Linked DNA regions of Homo sapiens: region 1 is linked to region 2. Evidence: read pairs that join two places in POLR2A ChIA-PET (ENCODE). Cell type or tissue: PC-9. All regions are shown on one strand. Links, peaks and the distances in the headings refer to the core of each region. The heading gives the core; the rest is flanking DNA.

Region 1 (5,373 bases), core at 264-5,263, 97 kb after region 2:
TTGTATTTTTATTAGAGACAGGGTTTCTCCATGTTGGTCAGGCTGGTCTCGAATTCCTGACCTCAGGTGATCCACCTGCCTCGGCCTCCCAAACTGCTTGGATTACAGGCATGAGCCACCATGCCTGGCAGGAGTCCCTTTTTAAGAGCAGGAAAAATATTTTCCATAAGCAACTCCTCCAACACACACACACACACACACACACACACACACACACACACACACTCAGAGTCCCTCCATGGCTCATCGGGGTAGACCTTTTAATATCCAGGGCTGGAGAAGGACAATCCCTTCACACTTGAACGCTGTGAAGTCTGTGCCCTTGTCCAGGGCACCTGCCAGGAGGAGTAGGCAGTGGGTCCGGTCTTTCAGTGGAGGGCTTCTGCAGCTTCAGATCGTCTCTAGGAGTCTGGAGGTCTATCTTATGGCTTGTATTTCTGGAACCGAGTCATGCCTGCTTGAAGATAAGAAGATCAAACAACAGGATGCTGTGGCTTCTCCTATCCCAGGGGCCTCGAGGACAAATCAGTTCCCTTCCTGGGGGAGCAGATCCTCCTGGCTGGGATCTTCAGTCCAAGTTGGTTCAATTTATATCCTTCACGTCTGGCTTCTCCTGCATGTCCAAGTCACAGGAATTTTAAGTCAGGATCTTCTCTGCACCCCTGAGCATGACAGCCAGCCTCTGCCCTCATGAAGCTCCCAGTCTAAGGGAAGAAATAATAAATTGGTGGCCGGGCATAGTGGCTCATGCCTATAATCCCAGCACTTTGGGAGGCCAAGGTGGGCAGATCACTTGAGGTCGGGAGTTCGAGACCAGCCTGGACAACATGGTGAAACCCCATCTCTACTAACAATACAAAAATTAGCCAGGCGTGGTGGCATGTGCCTGTAGTCCCAGCTACTCAGGAGGCTGAGGCAGGAGAATCGCTGGAACCTGGGAGGCAGAGGTTGCAGTGAGCCAAGATCATGCCACTGCCCTCCAGCCTGGGTGACAGAGCAAGACTCTGAGATTATTATCTCAAAATAATAATAATAATAAAATAATAATAATAAATTGGCAGTTAGAGGGCACTTCGCCAAGGCAATATGAGGGAAACTACAATCTGTCAGGAAAACACAGGGGAAGGCCCTAACTGGCCCAGGAGGTTCAGCGGGGCATCCAGGAGGATGTATGAGAGCCGAGGAGGGAGTAGAAGGTGATGTAGGAAAACCACTTAGCTGAAAGACTCGCTGCCCAAAGGCCGGAGGTGGGAGAGAGTGCGGGACTTGCAGGAACTAAGAGGAGCCCAGAGAGGCATCTGAGAAGAGAAGGGCTTGGAGAGCTGGGAGCATCAGATCGGGTTTAGCCTGGGGGCCTGGCTGAGGTGAGTGCTCTCCATCCTAAGGCCACAGGAAGCAGAGGAGGGACAGGATCAGATTCTGCGCCCAGAGGAAGACTGGCTTAGAGGAGGTGAGTCCAGAGGCCAGGAGAATATCAGAGGCCAGGACAAGGGAGACGGCGGCCAAACCAGGGAAGTGGCACTGGAGAGAAATGGATGGATTCAAGAGACGTTAGGCAAATGGACAGAAAACAGAAACCGCGCACGTGGTGGTTGGTGAGTTGAATGCATGCAGGAGATAGGGGCCCAAGGGAGAACCATAGGGGGTTGATTCCAAGGGTCTGGTGGAGCCCCTGAGGGGTTGGAGACACCCAGCTGGTCAGCCACACAGTCTGGTATTAAATGACACACGGCTGGTCAGCCACACAGAAGCTGGGCCAGTGTGAATGGGTCCGGTACCGACTTCAGAGTGTGCACCTCTGTCTCCCCAGACAGCAACAGAAGGACCAGGGAAATTTAAAAGGGAGTCTATGATGATATTGTAATATAAAATCTCTAATGAAGATGTGACTACTAGAAAAAAGGGAAATAAAGCGATTGAGGAAAGGAAAACAACTTGTGCATAAAGAAGAAAAGAATAAGCAACTGAAAGCTCAAAACATTTTTCCAGGCCTGGGGGATGAGGTGGAGAGAGTCTCTTGCTCCCACTCCAGGAGGAGGGCTGCCTGGAACTAAAGTTGGTGCTTATGATCTGGTATTTAAATGACATTCTTAGTGGTGGTGTTAGCGGTAGCAGAGCAATTGTGCCAGGGCCCACCGACCCCTTGCTGGTTCACTCAGTTGCCAACATATACTGATATACTGAGCACCTGCTGCAGGCCAGGCTCTGTGATCTCAGATCTCAAGAACAAGCCAGCTCAGTCCCTGTCTAATAGAGCTTACAACTGGGCAGCGGAGGCAGACCTGCCATGAGACAAATATAAAATGACAACTTGTGACAAGGGTTAGGAAAAAGAATAGTGGAATCCTGTTTTAGATGGGATGGTCAGGGAAGGCCTCTGAGGAGGTGATATTTGAGCCGACATCAGATGGATGGCAGAGAATGCAAGAAGAGTGTCCCTGGCAGAGGGAACAGCATCGTCATAATTGGGAGCTGGTGCTTTCGAGGAACTAACAGACAGGCAGGGTGGGTGGAGGGTGGGAGCCAGGGCTGGGCTGGGGGTTGTGAGGACACTGACAAGAGACCAGTTGGAGAGGGGGCGGGGGCTGACCATGCAGGAATTGGAATCTTTCAGTAAAGTCCAGACCAAATGATTCTTCAGGGTCCTTGTTCCCCCAGGTTTCAATGACACTTTAAAGGTGTTGTCGTAAAAGGCTGGGGAGTCTGTTTCTATGCCCCCAATCTCATTTAAGAAGGGGGGCATCCAGGCCATCATGGAACAGGTGACCTGGAAGATGTTCCTTGGTCCAGTTTCTGCAAACTGCCCCGCAGCATTTTTAGAAAATGTTCCCTTTTAGATTCGATTTATCTTAGCCAAATTGACCAGGGAAAATAGGTGCCTACAAATAGCGATCACTGGCAAACAAGGAGAGTTATTATCTTAAATTAAGGCTGGTTTCTAACAACAAAAAAAAACCCACCAAATGCCACTGGCCACCCCCCACCAACCCCGATCCCCAGCGCATACGTGAGGACGATGGCTCCACCACCCTCCCTGTAAGTACCAGGCTCAATGCCGGGCTCTGTGCAAAGGGAAGGAAACAGACAGAGGAAGGAAGGCAAGAGATTAGAGAAGCTGACAGATGTAAATAGCCTCAGAGGAGCCACACTGTCCCGGCATTTCTCCCCAGGGAGCCTTTTGTACCAAGGAATCTGGTTGCCTGAAAGAAAAATGTTATCATTTATTTCTTTAGTCAGAGCTGAGCTGTTTTCTTCAGACATAGAAATAACCTAACATCACACACCAAATTGTTGGCCAAATGACAGAGATACCTGTAATGTGGGTGTTTAATAATGTCCAGGGTAAACAATCATGGACTTGGTTTCTTGGGAAGGGCCCCGTTCCCCGCCACGGTTGCAAAGCTACAGAGGGTCTTGAATGAAATAAGTGCTTTGGAAAAGTTGTCCCAAAGTTCTTGCCTGCTGCTGAGCTGGGAGGAAGCTGGGCTTTTCATTTCTGCTGCTCAAATCATGCCCCAGCAGCCAAACATCCATTAATTCAACAAATATTTATGGAGCCCGGATTCTGGCCAAGCCCTGTGCAAAAGCACTGAGGCTACAAATGTGCAAAGGCTGGGGTCCTGTCCTCAATAGCCTCATAGTCCAGAGGGGAGACGGCCACGTTCAGCCTGTGTGTCAATCTTGTAACACAGCCTGGATGTGGCGTGGTGGTCAGCTCTGTGGAGGAGGCAGTCTCCTCAAAAGGAGACTTGAAGGGGAATTTCCAGGCCAGAGGAGTTGGAGGAGGGGATCCTAGACAGACTAAGGAGAATGTGCAAAAGCAGAGGCTTGAAACCCCCTGGGCGATTTAGAAATTAAGAGAAATACGATATTGCAGAGAACAAAGTGCTAAGGAAGTCAGCGGTCAAATGCGTGGCTGGACAGGTAGATGGATACCAGATCATGTACTTGTAAGCTAAGGAGTTTAGAGTTGACCTTTTAGGTAATAAATTCCATGGAGGAATTTGAGCGGGGAAATAGCATGATTAGATTTTTGTATTAGAACACTCACTCCTCTCTGTCCTGAAGAAACTCTAGCATATGTCGCGTCAGGAGACAAATTCGGGCATCTTCCTTAGTGCATTGGGTTTGATGGTGAAAACACTGGAAACAAACTAAATCAGTAGAAAAATAGATAAGCAGGCCAGGCGCAGTGGCTCACGCCTGTAATCTCAGCACTTTGGGAGGCCGAGGCAGGTGGATCACCTGAGGCCAGGAGTTCGAGACCAGCCTGGCCAACATGGTGAAACCTCGTCTCTACTACAAATACAAAAAATTAGCTGGGTGTGGTGGCACATACCTGTAGTTCCAGCTACTCAGGAAGCTGAGGCAGGAGAATTGCTTGAACTCAGGAGGCAGAAGTTGCAGTGAGCCAACATTGCGCCATTGCACTCCAGCCTGGGTGACAGAGCGAGACTCTGTCTCAAAAAAAAAAAAAAAAGAAAAATAGATAAGCAAATAGTGGTATAGTCATAAAATATAATACCATTCAAGATTTTAAAATAATCCAACATGGCTAGATCTTAAAAGCATAATTTTGAGTAAAAAAAAAAGGTGAGTTTCAGCATATGTATGGTATGATAAAATGCGTGTGAAATTTAAAAACGCACGTTTGTATATTGATTATAAATAATATATGTAGGACGGTATGAAAACATGGATTGTTGCCTTTGGAAACAATCCATGGAGGGAAAGGCATGGAAAGAGAAATACATAGAATTTTTCTATTGGTTTTATATCTAAAAGAAATATGGGCGGGGCATGGTGGCTTACACCTATAATCCCAGCACTTTGGGAGGCCAAGGCAGGAGGATCACTTGAGCTCAGGAGTTTAAGACCAGCCTGGGAAACATAGTGAGACCTTGTCTCTAATAAAAATAAAAAACATTAGCTAGGTGTAGTGGTGCACACCTGTAGTCTCAGCTTCTTGGGAGGCTGAGGTAGGAAGACCACTTGAGCCCAGGAGATAGAGGCTGCAGTGAGCTATGATTGTGCCACTGTACTGCAGTCTGGGCAACAGAGTGAAACCCTGTGTAAAAAATAAAGAAATACTGTAGATGGAGCTAAAATGCTAACGTATTAAATTTCCTGTGTTTAAAATATTTTTTGAACTTTGCTTTTTAAAAAAACAGAGAAAGTAAAATCCATCTGGCAGCGGCATAGCAGATGGAAGGGAGGGGATTGGGGAATGGGACCCCGAGCCAGTCTCTGTCTCCACACAGCAGCTCCTGGGTGGAGGAGAGCTGGAGGCCGATCTTGGGGGACCCAGGGAGTAATGCATGCAGAGAACACTTCACCTTGTTGGGCTGCTTTTGGCCTCTGGGCAGAGCGGAG
Region 2 (5,373 bases), core at 79-5,078:
GCCCGGGGGTCCGCGTCCGATCCGGGTTGGCCGCCCGCGGGGCGCGCCCGGGGAGCAGGGCAGGGGGCCGAGTTCCTGGCGCGGGCTGCCTGCCCGGCGGCCTCTGGCTCCAGGCCGGAGAAGGCAGGTCCAGACCCCTCCGGAAGCGGGAGCGTGGGCAGCAGGGAAGGACGCGCAGCCCCGGGCCGGGGTCCCCGAGGAGCCCTCCGGCCTTGGCCGCCGCCAGCGCCGCGCCCCCTCCTGGCAGCGGGCCGGGGAGGGTCGGTCACGAGCGGATGACGGGCTTCCCGGAGCACAGCCCGGCCCACGGGCCCGGAGAGAGGCAGGAAACCCGGGCTTAGACGACGGGCGCGGTCGGGGACTGGTTTCCCAATCTTCTCCCGTCCCGAGGCTTAGTGTTTCCCAGCCCTTCCTTTCCACGGTTGCGGGGAGTGGATAGCCCAGAGGACCGCAGAGGCTTGAATCCTGAATCTCCATGCTGGAGACTTTGAGGAAGTCACTTAGCCTCTCTGGGCGTCAGTCTCCTCATCAAGAAATTGAGGAAATTTCACCTACCTCCTAGGGTTATTGGAAGACCGAACGAGTTAATATGTGTGTGCAACATGCTATTAAAATCTAAAAGTGGCCAGGCAAGGTGGCTCACGCCTGTAATCCCAGCACTTTGGGAAGCTGAGGCGGGCGGATCACCTGAGATCGGGAGTTCGCGACCAGCCTGACCAACATGGAGAAACACCGTCTCTACTAAAAATACAAACAACAACAAAAAATTAGCTGGGCGTGGTGGCTCATGCCTGTAATCCCAGCTACTCGGGAGGCTGAGGCAGGAGAATCGTTTGAACCTGGGAGGCGGAGGTTGCGGTGAGCCGAGATTGCGCCATTGCTCTCCAGCCTGGGCAACGAGAGCAAAACTCCGTCTCAAAAAAAAGAAAAATCTAAAAGTGCTGGACAAATATATTCTCCAATTTATCAGCTCCACGAGATGCCATTGAAGGGCTGGGATAGAAACAGATGCACTTCTTGAAGGTTTCTGTGTGTGCCCAGAGGCATCTGCGGCTTTAACCTCACCACACAGCGGCCTATGAGTGGATACTGTTCTTACCCCCTTTAGCACTCTTAACATGGGTTTGTGTGATAATTTGATTAATAGCTGTCTCCCCAGGGAAACACTTTTTCTCACCCTAGCATCTAGCCATAGTTGCTTCTGTACCTGGCACAACTGACCCCTACCGCGCCCCCAACCAGTTCTGCACATAATTCTCCTAGAGAGAAGAGGAAAAAGTACTTGCTAAGTATTTGCTAAATAATCCTGTTATACAGAAGAGCCAGCCTCAGACAGGCCCAGGAAATTGCCCAGTGTGCCTGACAGCTTTTAGGTGACAGAAGGGAGATTTGAACCCAGATCCATCTGATTAGAGCCAAGGCTCTCCATATCTCCTGGCTGGCTGGCTCAGGTTGGGGCCTGGAGCTGGACCATGGCAGCTGGGCTTGTCACCCCTTCCAGAGGTCCTGGGGTCACCACCCTGTTTGCTACCCACATCTACCCTCCTCCAAGACCTGCTTAGGTGTGCACAGGTGCCCCATGATGTCCCCCAAATAACTTCCCCCACCCCAGTTCTGCAAATAGGGCAGCTGACTACTGCCAGCCAAGCTATGCCCCATCCCTGGCCACCTCTCCTCTCCTGTCTCTTATTGCCCTGATTTAGCCTCTGGGGTTCCAGTGCCGATTTCCAGCAGAGGAAACAGGAAGAAGAAGTCTGGGTTGGGAACTGACGGTCTCAGCTAACTCCCTGTGTGAACCTGGGGGCAATACCTACTAATGGTGGGTGGGATGGATATTGGCTCTGGGAGGGCGGTTGTCCCTTGTCAACTTCCCAGAGTGGGATCAACGTTCACCACTGTTGGAAATGATGAAGGGACCAGAAGTATGGGAAGCAAGCTATGAAAGTTGAAGTGGAAGTTACGCTCTCTTTGTTCTGCAACAGTATTACAAATTGCAATATATTCAGCAAGATGGAAACACTATGAGCACTTGCATGCCGTTTCTGGGAGCTGTTCGGTCACCCTGCTCATGGGCACAGTTCCTGTGCACCCTGCCACATGAAAGTAACTCATGCTGGGTGGGGCGCAGGTGGCTCAGGCCTGTAATCCCAGCACTTTGGGAGGCCGAGGCGGGCGGATCATAAGGTCAGGAGATCGAGACCATCCTGGCTAACATGGTGAAACCCCGTCTCTACTAAAAATACAAAAAATTAGCCAGGCGTGGTGGCGGGCGCCTGTAGTCCCAGCTACTGGGAAGGCTGAGGCAGGAGAATGGCATGAACCTGGGAGGCGGAGCTTGCAGTGAGCCACGAGTACCACTGCACTCCAGCCTGGGCAACAGAGAAAGACTCTGTCTCAAAAAAAAAAAAAAAAAGAAAAGAAAAAGAAACTAACTCATGCTTCCCAAGATGGTCTGTTCCCAGGATAGTACAACTTTGTTAGGGAGGCTTCCTCTCCTCTGTGGGCCTCAGTTTCCCCATGTGTAGAAGTATGGGATTGGACCGGATTCTGTTTCTGCCAGGGAGCTGGTGTCAGAATTCCTTCCTGGAACATAAGCCTTGATGCCCTACACTCCCTACTCTCTCTTCCATTGAGAACCCTTAGCCTTGATGAAGTCTGAGGCTCTTCCAACTTCACGTATTCTTGTCTCAGCTCCTAGTTCCTCCCTTCAGTCAGATCTGAGGTCTTGCTGTGTGCTCTGTTCCAAAGCCCTCCCCAGCCTTCCCACAGCTCAATGATCAGGGCTCTGCTGGGCCGTTTCTCTCTCCCTGCCTTGAGCTGTGTGGAGGGAAGTTATATATGCAGACGTGTCGGAGGACCTGTTGGTGAACCTGGGCCTTAGCACTCATAGGTGAGTGAGGCACCGAGGAAGAGCTTTTGGATCTTGGGCAAGTCCTTTAGGTTCTTGGAGCTTCAATTTCCTCATTTGCAAAGCAGGAATAGCTACACCCGCTGTGCTTATCAGGCTGAGAAGTAACAGGAGCTGGATAGCGGGCGTTAACACCTAGCACAGTGCCTGGCATGTCACTGAAGCTCTGTTCACAAGAACCATCAGAAAGAGTTCTATTGGAGATTATATCTGAGATGACTCACGGGCAGAGTTAGAGCACTATGCTCCTTAAGGCACCACATCTCCAGACCTGTGTGAAAGGGTTATCTTTTAAATGTCTGGCCTTTCAGCTTTTTTTTTTTTTTTTTTTTTTTTGAGGCTGAGTCTCACTTTGGTCACCCAGGCTGGAGATTGGTCACTGCAATGGCGGGATCTCGGCTCACCGCAACCTCTGCCTCCTGGGTTCAAGCGATTCTCCTGCCTCAGCCTCTGGAGTAGCTGGGATTATGGGTGCCTGCCGCCACACTAGGCTAATTTTTGTATTTTTAGTAGAGATGGGGTTTCTCCACGTTGGCCAGGCTCGTCTCGAACTCCTGACCTCAGGTGATCCACCTGCCTCGGCCTCCCAAAGTGCTGAGATTACAGGCATGAGCCACTGCACCTGGCCTAGGCCACTATTGCTGCAGCCTTCAGAGTTCCACAATTCCAGGCACAACAACTAGATGTGTCACATGGCAATCCACATCACTCCTGCGCTGCTTCTCTCTTGGGGGCCGCAGATGCCTCTTCCAGAACTGCGGAGGGAGGATGCTGGCCCTCAGTGGGCTGCCTCTGTGATTAGGAAGGAGTTGCCCCACCCCAGCCCCTGCATAGCCCTCACCCTCTGCTGGAGCAGGGCTGTGAGGGAACAGTCAAATGCCCAGAGAAATGCAAACGGTGTGCATGTGATTGCGGTTTCCACCATGAGCTTCCACACCATCCAGGGCAAATTATTTCATATGTAGCTGCCACATTTGGCAGGCCTTCGTAAAGTGAGCAGACAGCTTTATCAGAGCTACAGGGAGGTTCAGACAGACCCATCCCTGTCTGAACATTTCTGGAGTTCTGTACTCTACAGTCCAACTCTGAGGGCACCAGTTTACATAAATTAATATCCAAATCAGACAGGATGCCAAATGCCTCACATTCAAATAGCACTGTGCAGTTGACAAGGGATTTCTTTCCTCCAAAGAGAACTTCTTTTAGGCTTTCACAGATACTACAGAATCATAGAAAGTAGAGGTGGGAGGGACTTAGAGATGATCAATGTCACCTTTTCATTTTATAGGTGAGCTTAGAGAAGGTAAGGAACTCCTGTAAGGACACACGGCAAGTTAGGGGCAGAATTGGGCCTAGAACCCAGATTTTCTTGTTAGGAAGCTCTTTCCACCCTATTGGGCTGTCTCCTATTTTATCCTCTTAATTATTCCATTAGGTAGGTAAGGTACACATTAGCCCGTTGAACATATGAGCAATTAAGATCCAGAGACTAAATGACTTGCCCAAGGCCCCTGGGACCAGTCTAGGGCTATAGCCTCATGTCACGCTGCCCTCGGGGGAGGATGAGTATGGAGGCTGTGCCTATCTTAGGGACATTGTCTGAGTCTGGGTTCAGATCTCTCTCCCTGGGACTCCCCAGAGAGGGAAAAAGAAGGGAATATTTGGAGCATGACATCAGTAGGTGAAACCTTGGCAAATCCTCGGAAAACGGTGTCTGTGGCTTCCTGCACTGTCACAGCATAGACACTTTGATGTCCCCGTAAGCTCTCCTACTTTCAGCCTCAGAAGGAGGGGTCAAAGCCCGTCGAAATAGACAAGACTGGGATGGAGCCAGCCCGAGACTGGTTGGATGTTCACATCCAGGATCTCCCTGGCTTCCTGGGGTTGGCCTGACTGTCTCACTGAGCCCTGCCCCACCCCAGTGTCCAGGCCCTTTTCCTCTCCTGTAGGTGCCTAAAGAGACATCGGCAGGGCTCCCAGCCTCTCTGGGGCCAGGGAATTCAAGGGATATTTCATGGGAGAGAGGCAGGTTCTTCTGGAATGAAAATGCGTAATGCTGGCTGGGCGCGGTGGCTCACACCTGTAATCCCAGCACTTTGGGAGGCCGAGGCGGGTGGATCACGAGATCAGGAGATCGAGACCATCCTGGCTAATATGGTGAAACCCCATCTCCACTAAAAATACAAAAAAATTAGCCGGGTGTGGTGGCGGGTGCCTGTAGTCCCAGCTACTCGGGAGGCTGAGGCAGGAGAATGGCATGAAACTGGGAGGCCGAGCTTGCAGGAAGCCTAGATCGTGCCACTGCACTCCAGCCTGGGCGACAGAGTGAGACTCCGTCTCAGAAAAAAAAGTCTGGTGCTATAGTCTTTGCTGAGAGTCCCAGGCGGGGTGGGTTGGTGAGGGGGAAGCGCAGCAGCTTTCAAGAGGGGATGGGGAGAGGCATGGGTAGTTCTGGGTTTTGTTTA

The links. Peaks named below come from ENCODE experiments on the same cell type or tissue, not always from the same donor. Only the 100,000 strongest peaks of a DNase experiment are listed, where the experiment ranks them.
Region 1: POLR2A ChIA-PET joins it to region 2 with 36 read pairs; 3 of 35 experiments call an interaction of 5 or more read pairs at or near these places.

Annotation. Positions count from the first base shown.
Region 1 is chr17:43,742,643-43,748,015 of GRCh38, forward strand. No RefSeq gene overlaps it. Among named protein-coding and RNA genes, the nearest start is that of SOST, 13 kb to the right of the region's middle. RefSeq lists a silencer at 1,322-1,481. In PC-9, for the core only: no CTCF peak of the experiment used is centred there; no DNase peak of the experiment used is centred there.
Region 2 is chr17:43,646,071-43,651,443 of GRCh38, forward strand. All of the region lies in intron 1 of MEOX1 (mesenchyme homeobox 1), which reads right to left. Among named protein-coding and RNA genes, the nearest start is that of MEOX1, 13 kb to the right of the region's middle. In PC-9, for the core only: no CTCF peak of the experiment used is centred there; a DNase peak (open chromatin) is centred at 3,091.